Linked DNA regions of Mus musculus: all the other regions are linked to region 1. Evidence: chromatin loops called from intact Hi-C (ENCODE). Cell type or tissue: heart. All regions are shown on one strand.

Evidence for each region. A loop is a pair of places that touch in the nucleus more often than their neighbours do. Peaks named below come from ENCODE experiments on the same cell type or tissue, not always from the same donor. Only the 100,000 strongest peaks of a DNase experiment are listed, where the experiment ranks them.
Region 2: it touches region 1 in a loop (7-fold over the local background); 11 of 42 quality-filtered maps call a loop at or near these places.
Region 3: a loop joins it to region 1, with 8 times the contacts of the local background. A loop is called at or near these places in 15 of 42 quality-filtered maps.

The regions. Positions count from the first base shown.
Region 1 is chr6:34,444,823-34,452,822 of GRCm38, reverse strand. It overlaps the pseudogene Gm13857. Among named protein-coding and RNA genes, the nearest start is that of Bpgm, 28 kb to the left of the region's middle. In heart, a CTCF peak has its summit at 4,639 (motif pointing right); no DNase peak of the experiment used is centred here.
Region 2 is chr6:34,342,330-34,350,329 of GRCm38, reverse strand. No RefSeq gene overlaps it. Among named protein-coding and RNA genes, the nearest start is that of Akr1b8, 7.8 kb to the left of the region's middle. In heart, CTCF peaks have their summits at 3,379 (motif pointing left) and 3,590 (motif pointing right); DNase peaks (open chromatin) are centred at 3,589 and 5,139; H3K4me3 peaks cover 368 bases; H3K27ac peaks cover 600 bases.
Region 3 is chr6:34,367,940-34,375,939 of GRCm38, reverse strand. It overlaps Akr1b8 (aldo-keto reductase family 1, member B8), which reads right to left. Exons shown (of 10, transcript NM_008012.2): 10 at 7,479-7,814. The coding sequence ends at 7,772. It also overlaps the pseudogene Gm13858 and the pseudogene Gm13859. Among named protein-coding and RNA genes, the nearest start is that of Akr1b10, 12 kb to the left of the region's middle. In heart, a CTCF peak has its summit at 4,039 (motif pointing right); DNase peaks (open chromatin) are centred at 4,069 and 7,739; H3K4me3 peaks cover 595 bases; H3K27ac peaks cover 368 bases.

The sequences.
Region 1 (8,000 bases):
AGACCTGTTCTTAATACTTGAAATTTGAGATTGTGATCTTTGGAAAAATACTTCTTACCAGATTCCTATATGTCTTCCTGGAGAAAAATTACATGCTGGAAGCTGTTAGGTAGTAGTGTGCTAAAGTATATACAATGTAGGTTATATTGAATTCACCTTTATTCTAAGTCAGAGATGGAGAAAGAAATACCCATAAGGACTTATCTTACTTTAAACTTAGAACCACTGAGCTCCAATGAGCCCTTGGTGCTTCTTGGTCATCGTTCTCCACGTTCCCTTTGTCCCAGTCTTGGATGGTTGTCTCCTTCTGTCTCCTCCGTCTTCCAGAAGTCCATCCTCTCCATTACCAGATATCATGCATAACACCTCAGAAGGGAATTCTTGAAAACTCTAGCATGTGTCTTTGTTCTGGAGGGGCCCTATATGTCAGGTGCCGATGACCACAGTATTCACCTTTGTGAATAAGCCATCCTATAGTAGATAGGGTTTCTGGCCTGGAAGATGGAGTAGAGGTAGCATAAACTTAGTATGTGGACTTGAACAGGCATTTGGAAAGATCTTTCTTTTTTATGGTAAAAATATCTAATAATAAGCCTTAGACTATATATTAGGCAACTTTGTACCAACTGAATGGTACAAACATTTTAGCAGTATGTTCAATAAAGACCATAATTGGAAAATAGAGCTTCCTGTAAGAAGATAGGTACTGCAATGAAGCAGGATAGTAATGTGCCAAAGTCTATCATGGAGACAATGAATCCAACAAGATGGAATTTACTGATTATGAAAAGTCCTTTACTTGGTCTGTTTTTAAAAAATGGAAAAAACCCACTCAGAATTTCTTTTGGCTTGAAGATTAAAACAAGTTAACAGCAAGCTGTGGCCGCTAACCCAAAGCAGACCAAGCAAAGCAAACAAAACCCCAAAGAAATGTAGCCTGAAAGAGCAGAACTGTCGGTCTGGATATGGAGCTTGTTTATAGAGGGCTTGTCTAGACGCACAAGACCCTGGGTTCAGTCCCCAGGATTGTACAAAGTTAGGGGTGTCTCATGCTAGCTGTTCTGGCACCAGATTAAACTGCTCTGAAAGCTCACTACAAGAAGACTCTATTCCTTTTATAGAGAAATATTCAATAAGAATACTAAAATATCAGTGATCCATGCCTAAAGCTTTAGTGAACAAAGCTGTACTGCTTTCCCAGCTGAAAGCCTGCAATTCTCTGAGATTCTCACAAACAAGAGTGTTTCCTTGTTAACAGGAAAATCATATGTTGTAGCTCCCTTCGGAAAAGCTTCATATAGTAGCGATTCCATTGACCTTGGGACCGTCACCCTAAGAGATGACTTATTGAAAAAGAGCAAGTTTCTTAACAACCATTTGAAACTTAATTTCAGAAGCCACAAAATCATATATATGTGTGTATATATACATAGATAATATGTCTTACTGTAAAGACACATAGCCATCATATGTGAGATATCCACACCCACATTTGCAGTGTGTACCACCCTTTCCCGAAGTGCCTCTCATATGCTTAAATCTATGTTAGAACTCCTCCTTTCCCCCCTTTTGAAGCTGGCTGGCACACACACAGGTAGTGTACCTAAAGATGGCCTTGAACTTCTGATATTACTACCTCTACTCTCTGAGCATTGGGAATGCTGGCACATACCACACACACAGTTCATGCAGCACCCGGGGATCAAATCCAGGACTTCTTGCATGCTTTCTAGGCTGTTCGGAGTGGAGGGAGCCCTGAGTGTGTGAAGTCCTTAGTGAATATGTGCTGTTGACCTGGGCACAGCCACAGGAGGCTCATGGGAAGAAGAAAAGCCGTCCTTTCTGGTCCGGGTGTGAATGCTGACAGTGTGCTCAGAAAATATCCACCACAGCTTTATCCTCCCACCCCTCCCAGATGGTTACATCCTGAATTCTGCTCCCTACAGAGCCTGCTCCTACTGAGATTAGCTAAACCTGTCTCCTTGATCCAGATGTATACTATAACCTCTGCCTTCTTGTCAATCTGAATGTGATATAAACTGCCTCCTGGTTCAGCTGTATAGAATACACACTCTTAACTTCTGGGGTGTTGCTGTGACTCCAGCAGAGAGCCTAGTCCACCTGAGACCCAGATTTTGTGTTGTCTTTCTTCGTTCCCTCGATGCCCCCGATTAGGTCTGTCCCTGGAGCCATGTAAGGCCATGGCACTAGGCAAACAACCTGCCAACCTAACCACATGCCCAGCCCCAATCTATCAGGCAAGTTCAATTCTGTTTTGCACAGACTCACCCTGAAATTCTTTTCTGCAGCAAAGTCAACAGGAAAGGAGGAAAATTATTTGATACAAGAAAAACAGATCTGAGGAGCTGAAAGAAATTTTCACTTAGAAATCTCAACAATGGAGGAGTAGTAAGTGGGAATAGTATCAAAGGAATGACTTTAAAGTTCTGTAGCCTCGTCTGAATAGAAAGCTCTGGAAAGACTCCTTGGGCTGCTGGCAACGCCGTGGTGCTGAGTTTCTCACGCCCACTGACACCCATGGCTGGCAGAAATATAGTCCAAGGATTGAAAGAAGTCTCGAGAAATCGTCTTGCTTTTGGGAAGTAAAGAAGGGAATTCCTCCAAGCTGACCAAAGACTTACAAGGTCAAGGACAAAGTAGCCAGGAAGCAAATGTTTATCAACTCCAAATTTCCTGAGAGAAGTCTGAGGAAGAACAGCTCACAGTGACTTAAGAGCTCCGAGAGGAGGGAGGACTCCTGAAGGGACAGGCCTAGAAGCAAAGGAAGTCCCTTGCCCAGAACAAGGGCTCTATATTCATAGGACATGACCCTTTTAAGATGTTGCATTTTAAAGGTGGGTGGAAAAAAAGACAGCAGATTTCTCCAAATGATTTCAGGGGATCCTCTGTGGTGTGGACTGCATGGACCACAGATTCAGAATTCCTGAATGGAAATCTCGCTTGGAAAAAGTTCTCAGGGACTCTAAACAGTTGGGAAGCTGAGAAGGACACTGCTTCGATGTGTCAGTTTTAAGCAACAAGTAGATAGCAACATCCAAGTGTTTCCCTGGCCTACAAGCACATACAGGCCATTGAAGTACCAGGTGCAGGAAATTGCTCAGTGAAGATGCTCCGGAACAGTCTTTGTAAGCTTGAAAACAGCTGCCTGACTTGAGAAAGCCAAGTATTTGAAACTGTCTAGTTTAAAAGTTAAGCCACTCAGTTCAAGTTGTTCTCTTGACTGCATGCATCCTAACAGTCACCATTTAACTTCAGACACTCAAGGGGGTTACACAGGTCATTGCAGAGAATTATAGCATCGCATCCAGACTCCAACAAGGCTGCTATTTACTACTCCTAAGCAGACTACAGTGAGAGAGGAGAGAAAGCAGCACTTAGAATAGTCAGGTTTAAGATGACTATACAATGACAGATGTGGAAAATACCTTGAGTGAGACCCTAGAATCAGCCCACATGTCAGAAAAATCTACCAAAGCATAGCATTATCCCATTTGACTTAAAATTTGCCAATTTTGGAGTTCACACAGCTATGAAATATGTTAGTAGCTGCTCATTAGATTTATTGGAGAGGACACCTCTGACATTGGGGAGTATAGCATTTGACTCGGTTGTTATTCTAGAACTTGAAGACCACTTTTCCTAAAAATTTCAAATCCTCACTTGACCTACAGACATTGAATAAGTGAATAAAAAGGAATAAAAAGTTTAACACTTCTACCTTCAAATCTCCTATCCCTTTTCTATATGAATCCTTGTGTGAAATCTACTGTGTGTATCAGGAAATATTTTGTCTGAGACTATGATGCAAGGTTAACTTGCTCCCTTGTTCATTTGACCTGGTGTGGGCACCTTCAACCCCCATCTGCAAGCTTTCTCAGCAGTTCTAACACTTGGCAGCATTTCACCATCACCACAAGGCCAGACCAAACCATGACGTCAAAACATCTGTACAAGATGTTATGGAAACTTCTACTTCCAAGAAGACATGGAGACCTCTGAACCTTCTAAATGAGTTTTTTTCTGGCATGAAGAAGAAACAGATGGGTAAAATGACCAACCACCAGAGAAAATGGTGTCTAAGCTATGGCTTAAAGTTAAGTAGAAATTCACTGGATAAAGATACAAGGAAGAAAACAAGAAATTGCAAAAATCCAGATATTAAAAAAACAAAAAACAAACAAAAATAAAACCCTTCAGACATTCAATTGGACCAACACTTCAGAGACAATGAATTGGACAGTGTAGATTTAAACAGTAGCATTGAAACATGGGTCATTAGAAAACAAACACATCTGAGTGAGGAGTGTGAGTGGCCATTATAACTTCTTAGACTTTCACCTTTAAAGACTTTCTTCCACCTTTTTCGTCTATGTGCCATCATAGTTGCTACTTTGATATCACCTCGTATAATACTCTTCTGTTGTCAAGAATTCTAACTCAAAATTTCTTTTAGCCCCTAAAAATCTCACTATTTTGTATTTATTGCACCTAAAAATTTTCTTCTTTTCCTTATGGTGAACTCCAGATATTTTGAGTGCTAATATCCAAATCTTCCAACTCTGTCTTGGTTCCCGTGACTTCCTAGCCTAGAGAATATGGATGATAAGAGAGTTGGCCAAGGACCACTAGGTGGCAGCAGAACCCTGAGCTATTCAAGTCCCTGGGACTCTCGTTTGGTAAAGAAATCAGTATTTGTAAGAGAGCCTAAAGTTTAAAGGAATGATAATTAAACAAAGGTTTAATTAAACAAGGGCTTGAAACCTTGGCATACTTTTAGTCCTAACATTCCAGAAGTTGAGGCAGGAGGATCATAGACACCCAAGAATTTGAGATTAGCCTGGTTTGCCTAGGGAAACCCCATAGAAATAAAACCAAAACACAAGCAGCAAAGGTTTGAAAAGGCAGAAAGACCACCAACCAAAACAGAAACCAAGCCAACCAAACAAAAAACTCTCAAAGGCTCGACACTACGAGGAGATAGATCAATTGGCTAAGGACAAGAAGAACTTGGTTTCCATACACAGGTGAACCAGTAGCTACACCCAAGGGATGGCAGAAGACAGGTGTTCTCAGTTGGTTGTTTGTAACCAATCAATCACACCTAACCATGAAAGTGGCCATATCTCTGCTTTGATACATTTTCTGCACAGCCATCCTGAAGGATCTTCTACTTAAGAACCACTTTTTTTTTTTTTTTTTTTTTTTTTGGCTGCCAGCAAGCATCCAAAAGCCCTTTGCTCTCAGTGGTATGGCTAATCCTCAAGGGCTTCAAGTCAACAGTATCTCCGTCCTGGACAGCCGGGTGCTCCTGCAGGAAGTTACAAAAGCCTGTGTATTGACCTATTCTCATGGGTGATGTCAAGATTGCACGATTGTCTTTGCTTGGTAACTCCTTGGATGTTACTCATAGCAACAGTTTGGCTTGTTCCCTGCTCTCTGAAAACTCTTTACCAACATCAGAGCATCCAGAGCAAGTGACGTTCTGCCCTCTCGACAAGAATAGTGACCACCTGCCCTGCCCTCTTTTTCAAATAACACAGGAGCTGCTCACACCCTTGAGAGCCTCTTCAATGGAAATGAGAAAAATGTCTGATTCTCTGAATCGATTTACCTCTCTGATAGGTAAATTATAAATACTGATTGCCAGAGGTTTTCCTAAATCTCAGAAAGAGATGAACTTCAAAGCTCATCTGGAAAAATGGTGCTTTTTAGCTATTCACAAGACAATCTACAAACATTAAAGTATGTGCCAGTCTTTCACATTCCTACATGATTCATACAGTCAGTCATCTAATAAGTGCTTACAGCCAGCCGGGCGTGGTGGTGCACGCCTTTAATCCCAGCACTCGGGAGGCAGAGGCAGGCAGATTTCTGAGTTCGAGGCCAGCCTGGTCTACAAATGAGTTCCAGGACAGCCAGGGCTACACAGAGAAACCCTGCCTCGAAAAACAAAAACAAACCAAAGGGGGGAAAAAAGTGCTTACATCCTTTAGAACTAAGATTCATAGCCACTGTGTTACTATGTTATCCAAACACTATGTGGTCCAAACCAGGTGTTTCCAGGCTTTTGGTGTCATACACAAGAATGAAACAGAGGCACTCACATATTGTAAAAGTAGCAAGATAACTTTAGTGATTGGGAAAGTATAGTGCTTATGAGGAATTGTGCTGTCAAGAGTAATGAGCATGCGAAAGTGCTGATGGCCCCATGGTAATGTTTGTGCTTCCTTTTATGGGAGTCAATAGAAAGGGAGTTTGTTGCTAAGGGGAAGACTGTTGTGGTGCTCTGTTTTGGTTGACAACCTTGTATTATGTCAGGCTTCACTCACTGAGCACGTCCCTTCTACGATGCATCCAATTTTACTTGTACACATGGCTAACTATTCACAATCATCAGATGGTTGTGGTGGTTTGAACAGGAATGGGCCCCGTAAACTCGTGTGTTTGTATGCTTGGCCCACAGGAAGTGGCACTATTAGGAGGTGTGGCCTTGGTAGAGTGGGTGTGGCCTCGTTGAAGGATGTGTGTCGCTGTGGAGGGCAGGCTTTGAGGTCTCATATGCTCAAACTATGCCCAATGTGACTCACAGCCACTTTTGCTGCCTGCAGATTAAGATGTAGAATGCTCAATTCCTTCTTCAGCACCATGTCTACCTGCATGCTGCCATGCCTCCCACCAAGATGATAATGGACTGAACCTCTGAAACTGTAAGCCAGCCCAATTAAATAAATGTTTTCTTTATAATAGTTACCTAGGTCATGGTGTCTTTTTGCAGTAATAAAACCATAATGAAGACAATGCATCCAATAGAGATGCATAATAGAATAGAGGATTCTTCCTAAAAGTTCACTCCGAAGATATAATTTGTATTACTATGCATGCACACAAACTCGTTCAGGAGCAGTGGGCTCCCTACCTTCCATACTACAATATACTTAGAGTATGGCTGAAATCCCTATGTCCATGATGGCCATTTAAGGGAGAAGACACTCACTCCATTGCTTGGAACTGGATGCATGTGCAGATGGGAATTCAGGCTGCTGAGTGCATTGATAAGAGAGAGAGAGAGAGAGAGAGAGACCTGTTTGGTACTTTCAAAGAAAATGGCCCCCATAGGCCCATAGGGAACTGCATTATTAGGAGGTGTAGCCTTGTTGGAGTAGGTGTGGCTTTGTTGGAGGAAGTGTGTCACTGGGGATGAGCTTTGAGATCTCAGAAGCTCAAACCAGGCCCAGTGGCCCATTTGTTCTTCCTGCTGCCTTCTCATCTGGATGTAGAACTCTCTGCTACCTCTCTAGCACCATGTCTGCCTTTGTGACATCATGCTTCTCTCCATGACAATAATGGACTAGACCTCTGAACTGTAAGCCAGCCTCAATTAAATGTTTTCCTTTAGAAGAGTTGCCTGTGGTGTCTCTTCACAGCAATAAAACCTTAGCTAAGACCGTCTGTATGCATAGGACCTGCAGGTGAGAGTCTTGCTCCAAGTGCATTGTTAGAAGAGGTGTTTGTATAAGCGGTGTCCCAGGCTGGTATGTATACCCTATGCTCACCTACATCAACTACATACATCACTAAGCTCAAAAATGAGCCAAGAGGGATGTTGTTCTTATGACTTGTAACAAATGTCAAAAACATTCATGAACCAGAACTTACCAGAATTCTCTCCTGCACTTTTTTTTTGAGATTTTATTTTATTTTATTTATTAGATATTTTCTTTCTTTTTTTTTTTTTTTTTTGGTTATCCCAAAAGTTCCCTATACTCTGCTTCCCTACCCACCCACTCCCACTTCTTGGCCCTGGCTTTCTCTTGTACTGGGACATATAAAGTTCGCAATACCAAGGGGCCTCTCTTTCCAGTGATGGCCGACTAGGCCATCTTCTGCTACATATGCAGCTAGAGACACGAGCTCTGGGGGTACTGGTTAGTTCATATTGTTGTTCCACCTATAGGGTTGCAGACCCCTTCAGCTCCTTG
Region 2 (8,000 bases), 100 kb after region 1:
TGTTTCCAGAGGAAAAAGGAACAGCAGAGCCTTGGCTGTAAGGATTGCCATTCAGGATTCAGTTCGAGAGGCATTGGAACAGTTCTGACCGGACTGGAGCCCGCTATAACTCTAACCCAGGGAAAATGACATAGGCTTTGCCATGATGCGACATCATTTTGGGTTGACTCAGCAAGATATTATAGTGTGTGTGTGTGTGTGTGTGTGTGTGTGTGTGTGTGAGAGAGAGAGAGAGAGAGAGAGAGAGAGAGAGAGAGAGAGAGAGAGAGAGTGTGTGTTAGTGGCAGTTTTGTTTGATTTTTAGGATTTTGTTTGTTTCTTTAATGTGTATGACTGCTTTGCCTGCATGTGTGTCTGTGCATCCTGACTGTGCCTTGAATCCCAGGGGACCCAGTTTACTGACAGTTGTGAGCCACCATGTGGGTGCTGGGAATCAAACCCTGGTCCTCTAGAAGTGCTCTTACCTACTGAGCCACCTCTTCTGTCCCATGTTCTGAATCAACTATATAAAGGCTTAATAAAGGCTTAATCAAGGCTTGCTTAGATGCTTAGATGCCCAGAAAAGGATTCGCCTTAAACAGCGGCCTGGGGGGGGGGGGTTGCCCAGCATAATCAGTAACCCTCTGATGGAAACTGAGTGGCCTGACCCACAGTCATAAAAGTGTGGGAAACCTTGGGAGTAATGTCAGTTACACCTTGCCTTCTGGGCCTGATTGCTCATACCTGTCATACCAACTACTTGGAAGGGTAATAGAGAATGAAAAGTCCTAGACCATACCTGAGGATAACTGAGGATAATCTCACAGGGAGTTAGTTCAAGGCCATCCTTGGGCTGTAAAGTAACTGAGTTCTAGGTCAGCCTTGGCAACTTAGTATGATCTGGTCTCAAATTTACACGAAATTATTTAGAAGAGAGGTGGAGATGCTGAGAGCTTCTTTGAATGCGCTGGACCTAGTTCAGTCTCTGCCACTGAAGAGAAAAGTTACTTTTTGCACCTGCCAGCATATTAATGTTGAAAACAAAACTATAAGACATCCATGAAGGAGTGAAGGGACCATAGGACTGTTATGCTGACAATGGGCGCACATAGTGTGGCTAGTCTGCATCTCAGAGAATGAAAATGTAGCTATTCAGTTTAGTGGCTAGGAGATACGCTGTAGTGTTCACAAAGCAAACTTCACCAGGAGGGCCTGCTTTTCGCCTAGCCTCTCAGAAGTGAAACAGGCCGGCCAGAGAGTGAAATGACCAACTGCAGAACGCAGCTATGGAGAGATCTGTCACAAGACAAGTCTCACCCAAGGGCTAATAGTTCTTTGGCTACAACACAGTGCACCATTGTGGAGCAACTTTTGGTTGTTTGCTTGGTTGGTTGGTTGGTTAGTGTTTGTTTTTGTTTGTTGTGACAGGATCTATGTAGCCCTGGCTGTCCTGGAACACACCATGTAAACCAGGCTGGCCTTGAACTTATGGAGATCTGCCTGCCTGTGCCTCCAGAAGGCTGAAACTAAAGGTATGTGCTACCACTGCCTAGCAAGAGACAAACTTAAGTGGTCTAGGCTGGGTAGGTGGGCCGTTCTCTCCTTGGAAAGAGGTATTTACTTGTTTGCTTGCTTGTTTGCTTGCTTGTCTGGAGGAAAAGTGGTGACTCAATACTTTTGACAGCAGAGATTTGAGCTTAGAAGAAATACAAGAGTATGGAAAACAGAGTCCTTCCCAAGATGCTTCTGGCCCAGTCCCTGGCGATGGTAAACACCAGGTTGGATGACAGCAATTCTGTTTGTAGTTGGAATTACAGCTGCAAGTCTGCTAAATCTGATAACGGGGTGGGAGGTGGGTAGCACGATTATTCTGCTGAGTCCAATGCTGTCACAGGGCTTCTTAGAAGGAAACAGAAAAGTGAGTTAAGAAAGCCAGGTAGGCAGCCTCCTGAGCGAGATTCAGCAGGTCGAGAAATCTATATGCCAAGGAATGCATGTGGCTGGCCTCTGACTGGGCTCTACTCATAACCAGTGTGGTGGTTTGAATAGGAATGGCCCCCACAGACTCATGTGTTTGAATGCTTGGCCCATAGGGAGTGGCACTCTTAGGAGGTTCAGCCTTGTTGGAGAAAGTGTGTTGCCCAAGCTATGCCCAGTGAGGCACATTCTCCTTCTGCAGCCTGCAGATCAGGGTGTAGAATTCTCAGCTCCTCCAGCACCATGGCTGCCTGCTGCCATGCTTCCTGCCATGATGATAATGGACTGAACCTCTGAAACTGTAAACCAGCCCCAATTCAATATCTTCCTTTAAATAGTTACCTTGGTCATGGTGTCTCTTCACAGCAGTAAAATCACAGCAGTAAAACCCAAACTAAGAGGCCAGGCAAGCATTTTATCAGAGCTGAATTCCCAGCACTGGCCCTTCCTATTTTTACTTTGAGACAGGGTCTCAAGAAGTTGTCTGTATAGGCCAGACTTATCAACCTTCTTCTTCATCCTTGCAAGTAGCCAGAATTACAGTGTGCCACAATGCCTGGTTTAATGATGGTTCTTAACCACTCAATAAATAATACTGAATAATTTACATTTAGCTATAGGTTGGGAAATATAAAATTTGTAAAATCAGTATAAGAGTATGGACAAGCTTATACTTGTTGGATGATTCAACTGTCTGTTTAAAACTAAGTGAATCACTTTCTGACTTTTGAAATGTTTGTAATATTTCTCTCTCTCTCTCTCTCTCTCTCTCTCTCTCTCTCTCTCTCTCTCTCTCTCTCTCTCTGTCTCTGAAACCCACTGGCTGCTCTGAAACCCACTCTGTAGACCAGGACAGCCTTGAGTTCTAAGATATCCACCTGCTTCTCCCTCTTTAGTACTGGGATTAAAGGCACAGCCCACGATACCTGGCCCTGTATGGACATTTTTATGTCTGCAGATTCAGTGTTAGGAGGCTCACAGATGCTGTCAAAGTAAGACTGGTTTTTTTCTTTGGGAAAAAAGATTGACAGGTCCAGCAAGAAGACTCAGCAGGTAACCACGCCTGCCCCCAGTCGGTGGCCTGAGTTCCATCCAAAAGACACTTGAGAGGAGAAAACAAACCCCTATAAGTTGTCCTTGCACTTTTACATACATGCCATAGCACTCATGCACACTCACACACACACACACACAGAAATAAAAACATTTTTTAAAATTTAAAGGCCATGGACCTATGTTGGGTTGTGTTATTAGAATAAATTCCAATAGTCCTGGAATTTGCCTCAACTCTTACCTTTTGAATTCAGAAATGTGGGCTGGAGAGATGGTTCAGTGGTTAAGGTCACCCTCAGCTCTTCCAGAGGTCCTGAGTTCAATTCCCATCAACCACATGGTGGTTCACAACTATCTCATAATGAAATCTGATGCCCTCTTCTGGTGTGTCTGAAGACAGCAACAGTGTACTCACATACATAAAATAAATAAATCTTAAAAAAAAAAAAAAAGGTTTCAGAAATGTAATGATGACTTCCTCGCTTAGAACAGCCAAGGCTGTCTCCCCAGTGTGATCTGAAAAGCCACCCTTCACCAGCTGGGCGGGGGCTTATTGTGTGAATGTAAGTCATGACCAGCAGAGGGCAGCACAGACCACACAGCTGGCTTTCCAAGAGCTTTCCACAAAGCACACCCTGGGGTCCTCCTTCCTGGGGACAGAGACTGGGTTCTGTCCTATGCACATGAAATTAACCATTTAGAACACACTCTGAAATTCAAGCCCGGGCTCAGAGGTGGAGCAAAGCAATTTTCAGGCTCACGCAAACGTCCTTAGCAGCTCCTGTTCTGTGTGCCTCCTCTGCTTCTCCAAGCAAGGTTAGAAGCTGACACCCTCCGTGGGTGGCATCTATAGTGTCACAGAAAAGTAGGGCTTCAGCTTCAGACCCACAGAGGCAGAATCTGTGTGTTTATGACATTCCTCGGTGATTCCTGTTCACAGAGAGTCTGAGGGGCTTGGCATACCCACCCTTCCCTCTAGATTCCCGATACCCACAATGCCTGTTTCCGATCCCCATCCCCTCCCAGTCCTGCACCCTGCACCAACACAGGAGAATGTTCTGGCTCGTTTCAGGCTTCACCAGAGGAAGGCTGGCCCTTGCTGTGGGCTCGGGTGAGAAGATTTGTTGTGCGGGGCCTCCCAAACTCTCACAATGTTCCTCCAACCAACCGTTCAGCTATATTTGCCATTTGTGATGGCTAAGCAAAGGACCGCTGGGGCAAGGTGTGTGTGTGTGTGTGTGTGTGTGTGTGTGAGAGAGAGAGAGAGAGAGAGAGAGAGAGAGAGAGAGAGAGAGAGAGAGAGAGATTACTATCATAGACAAGAGCTAGTTTGTATAAATACATGGATGTGTGACTTTTCAATATAAATTCATTGCTCTCCATTGCGTTTGTTCGGTAGCCGTTTGAAAGAGTAGAAGAAATGCCAACATTTCAGGGTTTAAAAAACAAAACAGGACATGGAGCCTGTTTGGGGCTTTTCTCTGGGAGCTCAAATCTTTGGAGAAGAACTCTTGCCCAGAATAGCATCTCTCCCTCTTCAGACCCTTAGGTTCTAGAGGAACTGCTGTTAGCTTACTGTTGAGAAGGGAAACAGACATCAAGGTGGGAACTGAGTGCTGTGAATTCCTTCTCCAATCTCTATCGGCAGCTAAGGGACTTGGAGTGTTGCCCAATTTGTGGTGTCAGCTATCCCAGGGCCCTCCAAAGGTCCTTGCTGATGGCTTTATGGGGTCCTTCAGTAAGAAGGGCTGTGCTTAGCAGAACCAATGGATGGCTTGGGCTGAGAGACAAGCTGCCTTACAATGGAACACCCACAGCCCACGAGGAATGGACAGTTTGGTTTCAGGAACAGGTAACAGGCAGGGCCTGGCAGTTCGCCAGTTCACCCAGCCGGCCCTTTGCCCCCTCCCCCTGACCCAAGGCTTTGAACGATCCTCTTTTTCCAGGCCAGAAGAGACATAACACCGATGGAAAGTCCAGACCCAGGCCCCAAGGATTCTCCCTTCTTGTAGCTTAACCCATGGAGAACTTAGCCAAACTGGTCAGGTTCCTGAATGCCTGCTAGGTCCATCTGAGAATTTCCTTGAGAATCCAGTTTGGCAAAGAACACCATGGAGTCAGTTTAGTAAGAACTCCTTGTCCTCGGTATCTGATTAGCTTCCTGCTCTTCACCCCGCCCCCGCGAGGGGCGTGTCTGAGTACCCTTCCTCCAAAATCCTGTTAGGTCAGTTGAGCCCCAGCATCCTTACTGCTAGCGCCTCCTGTCTCAGTAATTTTCCACTGCCAATTCTAGACTGTTCCCAGACTGTCCCTTCTGATTTGAACATTGTATACAATGTTGCAGCCGCGCTCTCATTCTCTGCCCACGAATAGGAACTTACTTGCTCTGAGACCCTGTACCTTTTGAAATGATTTTCATATAAAACCCGCTGTGGCACACTTTAACACCCATCACTGCCTCACTAGAATTTTCTTTAACATTATTCAAATTGTTTCGTATTTTTCCGAGACAGGGTTTTTCTGTGTAGCCCTGGATGTCCTGACACTCGCTCTGTAGACCAGGCTGGTATCAACTCACAGAAATCAGCCTGCCTCCACCTCACTCTCGAGTGTTGGGATTAAAGGAGTGCGCCACCACTGCCCAGCCCTTTATTCACCTTAAACTAAGTGGCTGAGGACCCAACAGCTCCCTCTTCAGCACACTTCCCTTGGGATGCTAGTGCTGATCTAAGTCCCTCCCCCACCCCTCCATCTTCCTTTTCTTCTCCCCCTACCACTTCCTCCTCCTTCTCCTCCTTATTCTTATTCATTTTCTTCCTTTATTATTATTATTATTATTTAATCTTTTCTATACAGTCCATTGTTATCCCCCCCTCCATCCCCCGCCCCCTGCTGTCCACCCTCTGACAGTTCCTCATCTCTGGTCTCCTGGGTCTCCAAGGGGATGCCCCCACTCCCACCCTATTCTTATTCATTTTCTTTGTTCCCTTTCCTTCAGCTTCACGCTACAGTTGGGCAAATGCTCTCCCACTGAGCTCTGAGCAGAATTCCTGAGGATGAAAGAGTGAAGAAGGTTCTGGAAAGGTCACGGTCTATTCCGCTCTCTTACTCCCTCTCTGGAGGAGGCCAACATTAAGGAGCCTGTGATGGGAAGAGTATACTGAGCATGTCGCACAAAACCAGGGTACTGAACTCAACATACATTGCCTTCTGAATCTTCCCACCTGGAAAGGTGCTGGGCCTAGAGAGGTGATTGCCCAAAATTTCAAATGAAATACATAAACTTGATGCCACTGATACTATTAGCATAGGGGTCTCGGGAGTATAAAGACACAGGTATGGTTTCCGTACCATAAACACATAAACCATAAATACCATAACCAAAAAAATATCATAAACCAAAACCAAACAAACAAAAATACCATAAACTCAAAATTATCGATAGGACATCAAGGATGGTTGGCAAGTTCACAAGGCTGTTGTTCATTATGCCTGGCCTTGGCTTTGCAGAATCTAACAAGCCATTGTCATCAGGAGCTCATGTCTTTTAATCAGGTTGGATCTGCCTTCCCGGTGGACGTAAGGAAAGTTCAGAGAACTGTTCTCAGCATTTTCGACCTCCGATGGCACTGGATGTTGAGAAGTTAGGAAAGCACAGGGGATCTGAGCTGTGGCCTTTGTTCTGATTACTCATATTTCCAACTTTTGGTTTGCATTGAGCAATTCCCAGTAACAGATGGGATCTTTTGGCACAGGAACAGGGCGTTATGTTTCCAGATTCCTCCAGAGGACCTGACCGATGTAATGCCTAGGGGAGGTGTGGATCCCTGGGGAATGCATGAACCCAGGGTCCCATGTGTCCTGTGTTGTGTGGGAAGCATCACCATTCTGACATGCTGAGGATAAAAAAATGCCTGCACTAGTGGGTGGGGAGTGTCAGCCACTGACACTAGGCACCACACTGTGTCCATATCATAGCTGTTACTGTGGTGGTCAGTGAACACTGTGCATAGAGGCTGTCCTAATGGGTTGATGTCTCTAGTAACCACTGTTGCCTTCCTTGCCTGGCAAGATCTGCCCACCCATTTGACTCTGTCTTCTGTCTTTCCCCTTCTGACGTTCTCTGGGTGAAATCTAGGCAGTAAGCACCATTACCTATGTGATTTCTCAGCATTTAACTCAAACTATCTGTACTATACACTTTCTCTAGGAGTCTGACTGGGATCTTCTGAGAGCAAGACCCAAGCCCAGTTAACTTCGTTCAGTTTCCAGGGCAATCCATAGTCAATAATATTCATTTGTGAGTGAATAGAATAGATGGATGATACATGAACAGATATGGTTCATAGGGCAGGGGCAGTTGGAAATGAGTCCACAGGTAGATAGATACATAGGTGAGGGCAGCCAGATTGTGACTTGGAGTGGAAAGCAAGAATTGTATGAGTACAACCAAACTAAGAATCTCAGGAATTATTAATAGATGTTATTTTTATAGGCAGTTACTTTTAATGAGGATCCCAAGAAGGTGTTATGTGCATATGTGGGGACCTGGTAAACACCCATAAACCAAGACCAGACCAGGGACCTCTTCATAGAGTTCCCTGCCATCTCCTGAACAAAGCTGTGGTGGGGTATGTGAGGAGCAGCAGCCAACTGCTTTACCAGAACTTCTTCTGCAGGGTGATGCAGAAGGGGAAACTGTCTCCCCTAGGGTCCATGCACAGTGGGGTGAGCAGGGAGTTTCTTGAGATGCTATCCAGGAGCCCTGCTTGGAAGGGGTGTTTTCGTGGCTGGGACCTCTCAGGTTGTCCTTCGTTATTGACCAATAAAACTAAGTGCAAGTTTTAGAAGTACTGTGTGACACTTAAGTAGCTTAAAAGGGTTTAAATTACTAATACAAAGTAGTATTGAAAAACTAGGAGTATAAGTTCTTATCATTTATGTTGCAATAAAAAGAATTCTGAGTAGGGGGACTCTGAGTACAGCTTTCC
Region 3 (8,000 bases), 77 kb after region 1:
GCAAAAACAAAGAAACAAACAAAAACCCGGAAAAAATGACAACAACAAAAACCAACACCAACAAAAAACTGTCGCAAATGAAGAACAACAACTTGCTTTAAAAGCCTCACAGACTGGAAGGAAGCCCCTGTCAAGGTCTGAAACCCAGGCAGAGGCAGAGGCACAGGCAGAGGCAGAGGCACAGGCAGAGGCACAGGCACAGGCACAGGCACAGGCACAGGCACAGGCACAGGCACAGGCACAGGCACAGGCACAGGCACAGGCACAGGCACAGGCACAGGCACAGGCACAGGCAGAGGCACAGGCACAGGCAGAGGCACAGGCACAGGCAGAGGCACAGGCACAGGCACAGGCACAGGCACAGGCAGAGGCACAGGCACAGGCAGAGGCACAGGCACAGGCACAGGCACAGGCACAGGCACAGGCACAGGCAGAGGCACAGGCACAGGCACAGGCACAGGCACAGGCACAGACACAGACAGACACAGGCACAGGCACAGGCAGAGGCACAGGCACAGGCACAGGCACAGGCACAGGCACAGACACAGACAGACACAGGCACAGGCAGAGGCACAGGCAGAGGCACAGGCACAGGCAGAGGCACAGGCACAGGCACAGGCACAGGCACAGGCACAGGCAGAGGCACAGGCACAGGCACAGGCACAGGCAGAGGCACAGGCACAGGCACAGGCACAGACACAGACAGACACAGGCACAGGCACAGGCACAGGCACAGGCACAGGCACAGACACAGACAGACACAGGCACAGGCAGAGGCACAGGCAGAGGCACAGGCACAGGCACAGGCACAGGCACAGGCAGAGGCACAGGCACAGGCACAGGGAGAGGCACAGGCAGAGGCAGAGGCACAGGCACAGGCACAGGCAGAGGCACAGGCAGAGGCACAGGCACAGGCAGAGGCACAGGCACAGGCACAGGCACAGGCACAGGCACAGACAGACACAGGCACAGGCACAGGCACAGGCAGAGGCAGAGGCAGAGGCACAGGCACAGGCACAGGCACAGGCACAGGCACAGGCACAGGCACAGGCACAGGCAGAGGCACAGGCACAGGCACAGGCAGAGGCACAGGCAGAGGCACAGGCACAGGCACAGGCAGAGGCACAGGCACAGGCACAGGCACAGGCACAGGCAGAGGCACAGGCACAGGCACAGGCACAGGCACAGGCACAGGCACAGGCACAGGCACAGGCACAGGCACAGGCACAGGCACATTCCTTGGCTTTGTTCCTCTCATTTCTCCTCCATGAAGGGATTTGCCTATGTTCCAAAGGCAATTGATCATAACTGCAATACAGTGGTTCAGTAACTCACGAATGGTTATTCCCTGTGCCCGACACATCTTGTGGAAGACTGCATAGCTGTATATGATGAAACTATAGGTCTCATAGTCTAACTCAGAAATTGTGGGCTGGTTCATGGAGATGCCAGTGGATTCAGATTTTAACACCACAATGGATTTCCACAAATGGTTTCCACCTTGTATTTAGATGCCGAATGGTATTTTAATAGAGTTGTTAAATGCATTAGAGAGTTCTTCATGAAAGGTTTGAGCTATGGGGGTGAGTTCTGCCCAACCTTTAGTGGCATCAGGAAGGTTGGTTCTCTTGATGTTGATGTCTCTGTCCTTGGTTACACAAAGGAAATGCAGGAAGACAGTGAGCTGCTACATCTAGTAGTCCAGACAATAAAATGTCTGAAACAGCAGAGGAGTACGACTTCCGATTTTCTGATAAAGAGCTGTCAGAAAAGGCAAAGATTTGGAGGCCAGAAATGGAAAATGAACCGACCCAGAAGTGAACCAGGTGGTTACTATGACTGCTCATCTGGAAACCTCAAGAGAATGAGGAAGACGGTTTATCAGGGGAAAGTGCTGACTACAGCAATTTTGAAGTGACTGGATTAGATAGCGCAAGCTTGAGAGGGCAGGGCAGGCAGTTCCGTGACTGGGTTTTCTGGGGAGAGGAAGGGGACTGAAAATGGCATCAAGCAATACAGGTGAGGGGTGGGGTGGGGGGCTGCAGGCTGTGAAGAGTAAGAGGATGGATGCCCTCATCTCCTTGCCTTATCGTCACTGGGCAAGTCTCGGCCTTTCAGAGAGAAAGGAGGATGAGGACAAGGAACGCTGGTCAGCACACAACAGGAAGCTTGAGTGTGCCATCTAGGGGCCCAAGCTTTTAACACTTCCTCCTCCAGAGCTGGTGAAGCCGCGGGTGAAAGGTTAGCTGGGGAGCAGCCTTATTTATAATAGCCAGAAACTGGAAAGAACCCAGATGCCCCTCAACAGAGGAATGGATACAGAAAATGTGGTACATCTACACAATGGAGTACTACTCAGCTATTAAAAAGAATGAATTTATGAAATTCCTAGCCAAATGGATGGACCTGGAGGGCATCATCCTGAGTGAGGTAACACAATCACAAAGGAACTCACACAATATGTACTCACTGATAAGTGGATACTAGCCCAAAACCTAGGATACCCACGATATAAGATACAATTTCCTAAACACATGAAACTCAAGAAAAATGAAGACTGAAGTGTGGACACTATGCCCCTCCTTAGAAGTGGGAACAAAACACCCATGGAAGGAGTTACAGAAACAAAGTTTGGAGCTGAGATGAAAGGATGGACCATGTAGAGACTGCCATATCCAGGGATCCACCCCATAATCAGCATCCAAACGCTGACACCATTGCATATACTAGCAAGATTTTATCGAAAGGACCCAGATGTAGCTGTCTCTTGTGAGACTATGCCGGGGCCTAGCAAACACAGAAGTGGATGCTCACAGTCAGCTAATGGATGGATCACAGGGCTCCCAATGGAGGAGCTAGAGAAAGTACCCAAGGAGCTAAAGGGATCTTCAACCCTATAGGTGGAACAACATTATGAACTAACCAGTACCCCTGAGCTCTTGACTCTAGCTGAATATGTATCAAAAGATGGCCTAGTCGGCCATCACTGGAAAGAGAGGCCCATTGGACACGCAGACTTTGTGTGCCCCGGTACAGGGGAACGCCAGGGCCAAAGGGGGGGAGTGGGTGGGTAGGGGAGTGGGGGTGGGTGGGTAAGGGGGACTTTTGGTATAGCATTGGAAATGTAAATGAGCTAAATACCTAATAAAAAATGGAAAAAAAAATAAAATAAAATAAAAAAAAACAAAAAGAAAACAAACAAACAACAACAAAACCCGCTAAAAAATCAGTTGCTAGAAGCCGGCCAGAGAAAGAAGCAGCCGTGGTCCCAAGCAGTGGCAGCGACGGGGGTTGGGGGTAGGGGTGGGGAGGGAAGTGGGGGGGGGGGGGCATACAAGATGTGAAATCGAGTTCGGAAGCAGTCAGCTATTGAGGAGACTAATATATTCCTATTATGTAGTGTTTTAAAGTTACTATAATTCTATTTTCAACGACCTTTGGTCCTTTTTGGACTAAGGCTAGCATATACAGAAATAAACCTCTTTAATCGATAAAAATAAAATAAAAGCGCATCAGCTCGGTGTATCTAACAGAAATACCACGTGACACTGTGTTTCATTCAGATTCTCATCACCCCCTTACCCCCCTCCCCGCCGTTCCCTCCCTCCCTCTATCCCTCCCTCCCTTCCCCCTTTCTCAGTGCAGGGTCATGGAAATTCTACTTTGAAGGGAACAATAGTCATACGAATTCATCAAAACCCAAAATATTTCTTAACCTTCAACTAGCAGTTCAGTTATCGCGAGAGCATGTCATGCAGGTGCTCTACTCCGTTAAATTCACAGCCTTCCCTTTCTTTACTCTTTGAGAAAAGCTCTCCCTAAATTGCTAGAGATGGCCTGTTGATCGCTCTTTATTCCCTCACCATGAACCTGTAATCTGTCTGCCTCGGCCTCCTGTACAATAAGGATTAGAGCCCTACAGCACCAGGCCCCGCACTTCAGACATTGCTGAAGTTTGTACCCAAACCTCGGAGCCGTCCTTGTTTCACAGGCTTCCTTCTTAGGCTAGACTTCATTGATATGTAATGTCACCAAACGCCACTAGGTGGCGACAAAGTCCAGTACCCGAGTTGATACTTGTAATGGCCCCCAAATATAAAGGGGAACCCAGTCTATTAAAGGATAAAAAAAAGCCGGGCGTGGTGGCGCACGCCTTTAATCCCAGCACCCATGAGGCAGAGGCAGAGAGGCAGAGAGGCAGAGAGGCAGAGAGGCAGAGAGGCAGAGAGGCAGAGAGGCAGAGAGGCAGAGAGGCAGAGAGGCAGAGAGGCAGAGAGGCAGAGAGGCAGAGAGGCAGAGAGGCAGAGGCAGGCGGATTTCTGAGTTCGAGGCCAGCCTGGTCTACAAAGTGAGTTTCAGGACAACCAGGGCTATACAGAGAAACCCTATCTTGAAAAACTCAAAAAAAAAAAAAAAAAAAAGGATGAAAAAGATAGACCTTCTTGGAATGGCACTGGTACAGGGTGTTGGGTAGACAGGTAGAGATCTTGAGCCCAGGAGTTTGAGGTTAGCCTGGGAAACTGAATCATAGGTGTTGAGGACTGGGCAAGAAACAAAGAAAAAACAGAAAGCCAGGAGACTAAGGAGACTAAGGAGCTGAGGTCAAGAAGATACTGAACCCCTTATAAATATAAACCAGTGAAGCACATACTCCCAAGCAATGGGAGATGGCAGGCGCTTTCTGTCACTGTAACCATTCATACATATCATGGGGGGAGGGGGGGTCTTCCCTCTGCTTGGACACATTTCCTGTCCGTGACTGAAGGATTATTTCTCTCTGTTTAAGAACCACCTTTTTATCCCAAGCCTCCATCCCCCTTTGCTTTCAGTTGCATTTTAGCTAATCTTCCATGGTTAACGTCAACCTTACCTACCTCCATCCCAGGCACCCAAGAGTTCTGCAGAGTTCCAAAAGCCTGTCCATTAAAATCAACTCTAAAACACTCAAAAATGAAAGTGGTACAACACCCTCCTCATTTTCTCTGTTGGGCTCGGCCTCACAGCGGCAGGAGAGATACAAATGCTGGTGACTGGAGTTTCTCTTAATAGTAGGAAGAGGTAAGGGGTAGCAGTTTCTACAGTTTCCCCAGGAAGATGGTGCATTCACAATATCTACAGAGGAGCTGACAACTTTGTCTAACAGTATTCTATTCCAATGACCCATGGTTCATATAGTCAGACATTTAATACATATTTGCTGACTGTGGAGCCAAGATACCTAGCCGCTGTACACTGTGATGAATATAGAAGCTGGATAAAGGATGGTTTATATGGCAGGTACCCCATACTGACAACAGGGAATTCTGTAATTGAAATCAGCAGATGTCCCTTTAGCACTATGAAGAGAAAAGCCACTCACTGGCCAACAGGCACATACTTCTGTGTTTCACTGTCCTGGTCAGTGAGACAGTAATTGGCTTGTTACTCTAAATCTTCTGGCACTTCAGCCTGCAAAAGTGTTTGTTTATAAAGAATGTCTTCCTACTTTTATTTATTTATTTATTGGTGTATACGTATGCTCACATGAGTGTGTATGCCACAGCTGGAGTGTGCTCATAGGACAACCTGTTGGAATCATTCTCTCCTCTACTGTGTGGGTCTCAGGAGTTGAACTCGTGACCTCAAACTTGGCAGCAAGCACCCTTACCAACCGTGTGACCTCACTGGCCTTGGTGCCTTGTCTTGCTTTTTGAGACGAGGTCTTACTACATCAGCCTTGATCGCTTGGTATTCCCTACATAGTCTAGGTGACCTTGAACGTATTGCAACACTGCCTCAGCCTCCTACATATTTGGGTTCTTGTTCTGTGCATAAACTTCTAGCTCGGTTTTTCAAAAGCTTCCCACCTACCGGTAACATAATTTAAAACAAGCAGGTGCACATATGTTCTAGCTAGCATGATGGATGGTCTCAAATTGTTATGTAAATTAGAATTTTTATCATAGTGATTGGTTTTGTTTTTTTTATGAACTAGATTATAATGAATTATCTCCAAGGTCGTTCAGGATTAGACAAGCAAAATGGAAGTTGTGAAAATTAGTTGTGAATATACAGCACTATATGCTGAACCTTGGTATCAGAGCAACCCTGTCAGTGTGTTAAAATTCTGCAAGACGCAGCTTTTCTTGGCTCTTGAAAACCACCAGAATTAGCTTAAAGACACCAACATTTTAAATTGCTCTAATTTAATCTGTCAGCTAACTGTTAAATTAGTAAGATAGTTCACTAATAAATCAATAAAATTGAAATTAATGGGCTATATTCAATGGCTTTCATTAACTGTGCATATTTCTCAAAAAAAAAAAAAAAAAAAGAGCACTGAGTCTAACAGACATATGCCAGAGGGGTTTTTAAAGGAGAATGTTCTCCATAGACTGAGCATTGTAACAGTGGACTCCAGGGGTGATGCTGGAGGAGGTACACAGTTGGGGGCAGACTTTGAGGCTAAAAACCCTAGCCTATCCATTGTTTGTGTTCTCCCTCTCCCTCTTCTCTCTCTCTGTTCTCTCTCTGTCTCTCTCTCTCTCTCTGTTCTCTCTCTCTCTCTCTCTCTCTCTCTCTCTCTCTCCCCCCCCCCCGTCTCCCTCTCCCCCTCCCCCTCTCCCTCCCTCTCTGTCTCCTTTCTGCTTTGTTGCTCCAGTCATTATACCTCCGTGCTGTCTCAGCCTTGCCATTATGGGCTCTAAACCTCTGGAACTTAAGCCCAAAGGAGCTGTTCTGGCCGTTGCTTTGGTTTTGATGTCTTATCACGGCAACAGAAAAGTACCTAGTGTGGCCAGCGAGGCTCAGTGTGCTGGCTTCTGTGTGGCTGCATGCAGAACTGAGGCGTAGAAAGGAAAGCACCAGGCGGTGGCTTTTATAAACACAAGATTCCCTAAGGATCCACTGAGAACAGGATTCCCGGGCAGCAGTTTTGTGATCTTAGCTAAACTGTAATGCTGGAGACCTGGGAGAACTTGAATACATCTTAATCCCTAAATCCAAGCTGGCTGACCCAGGCTACAGCTCCCTAACCAGGCCCATCCTCTCTTCTGCAGCCCGAAGCCCACAGCTAGACCTGCCCTTGCAGTTAGATGTGGCTTTGCTACCCAGCCCAGGCTCACCCCAATGCTGGAAGCAGGGCAGGCCTCTCCTGGGGCAAAGCAAACCCTTCAGCTCATCAGAGCTGGTAGAGCTTGCAGTTGTGAGTGTGCACTGACTCTCTGGCCTGACTGGGTATTAAAGGCCAGGTTGGGGAGCAACAAGAAGAAAGAACCAAGAAAGTCACAGGGGAATAGATGAGATAAGAAGGCTTGGGAGGATGTGGGTATCCAGTTGGCTTGAGCTCCCCCTCAGAGCAAATTCCTTTGAAACTTAGGGTTAGGCACTCTGCACAGAGATCTCAAGCAAGCAAGTTCTTGGCTTCGCCATGCCTCCATTTCCTCCCGTGCCAAACGTGAATGATAAGCTTTGGACCCTCAAAAATCACTTCAGAACGTGTTGGATACATTTGTTAATGTTCTCATTCTTTATTATTTTATCTGCATGCCCTCAAATGTTACCAGAGTTCCTGGTTGTTGACAAACATCCGGTCAGGTCAAATTAGTGAAGGAGATGTCCGTTCGCTTCTCCGAGTCGCATTTGCTCGCAACAGTCTGTCCCTGGTTCAGCGTGGGGATTTAAACACAGCCTTGCCTATAGCAGGATGTCAGGCAGGCTGGGCTTAAACAGGACTCCAGGAGGGAAGTGTGCATCAGCAAAGAGGAAGGAAGCCTCGTGGGCTGACTCAGCTTCAGTATTCTGCATCATAGGGATATTCTTCCATGTTTACTGTCCTGCAGCCACAAGCATGGAGGAAACATTAGTGACATCTGACACTTCATGCTTGCTTCCTTAGAGACGGTCCCATGTATCCCAGGTTGTCTCTGAACTTATGTAATGGAGAGCAACTTTGAACTTATGACCCTCCTGCCTTTGCCTCCAGAGGACTGTGATTACAGGTATGTGCCACTGGGCCTGGT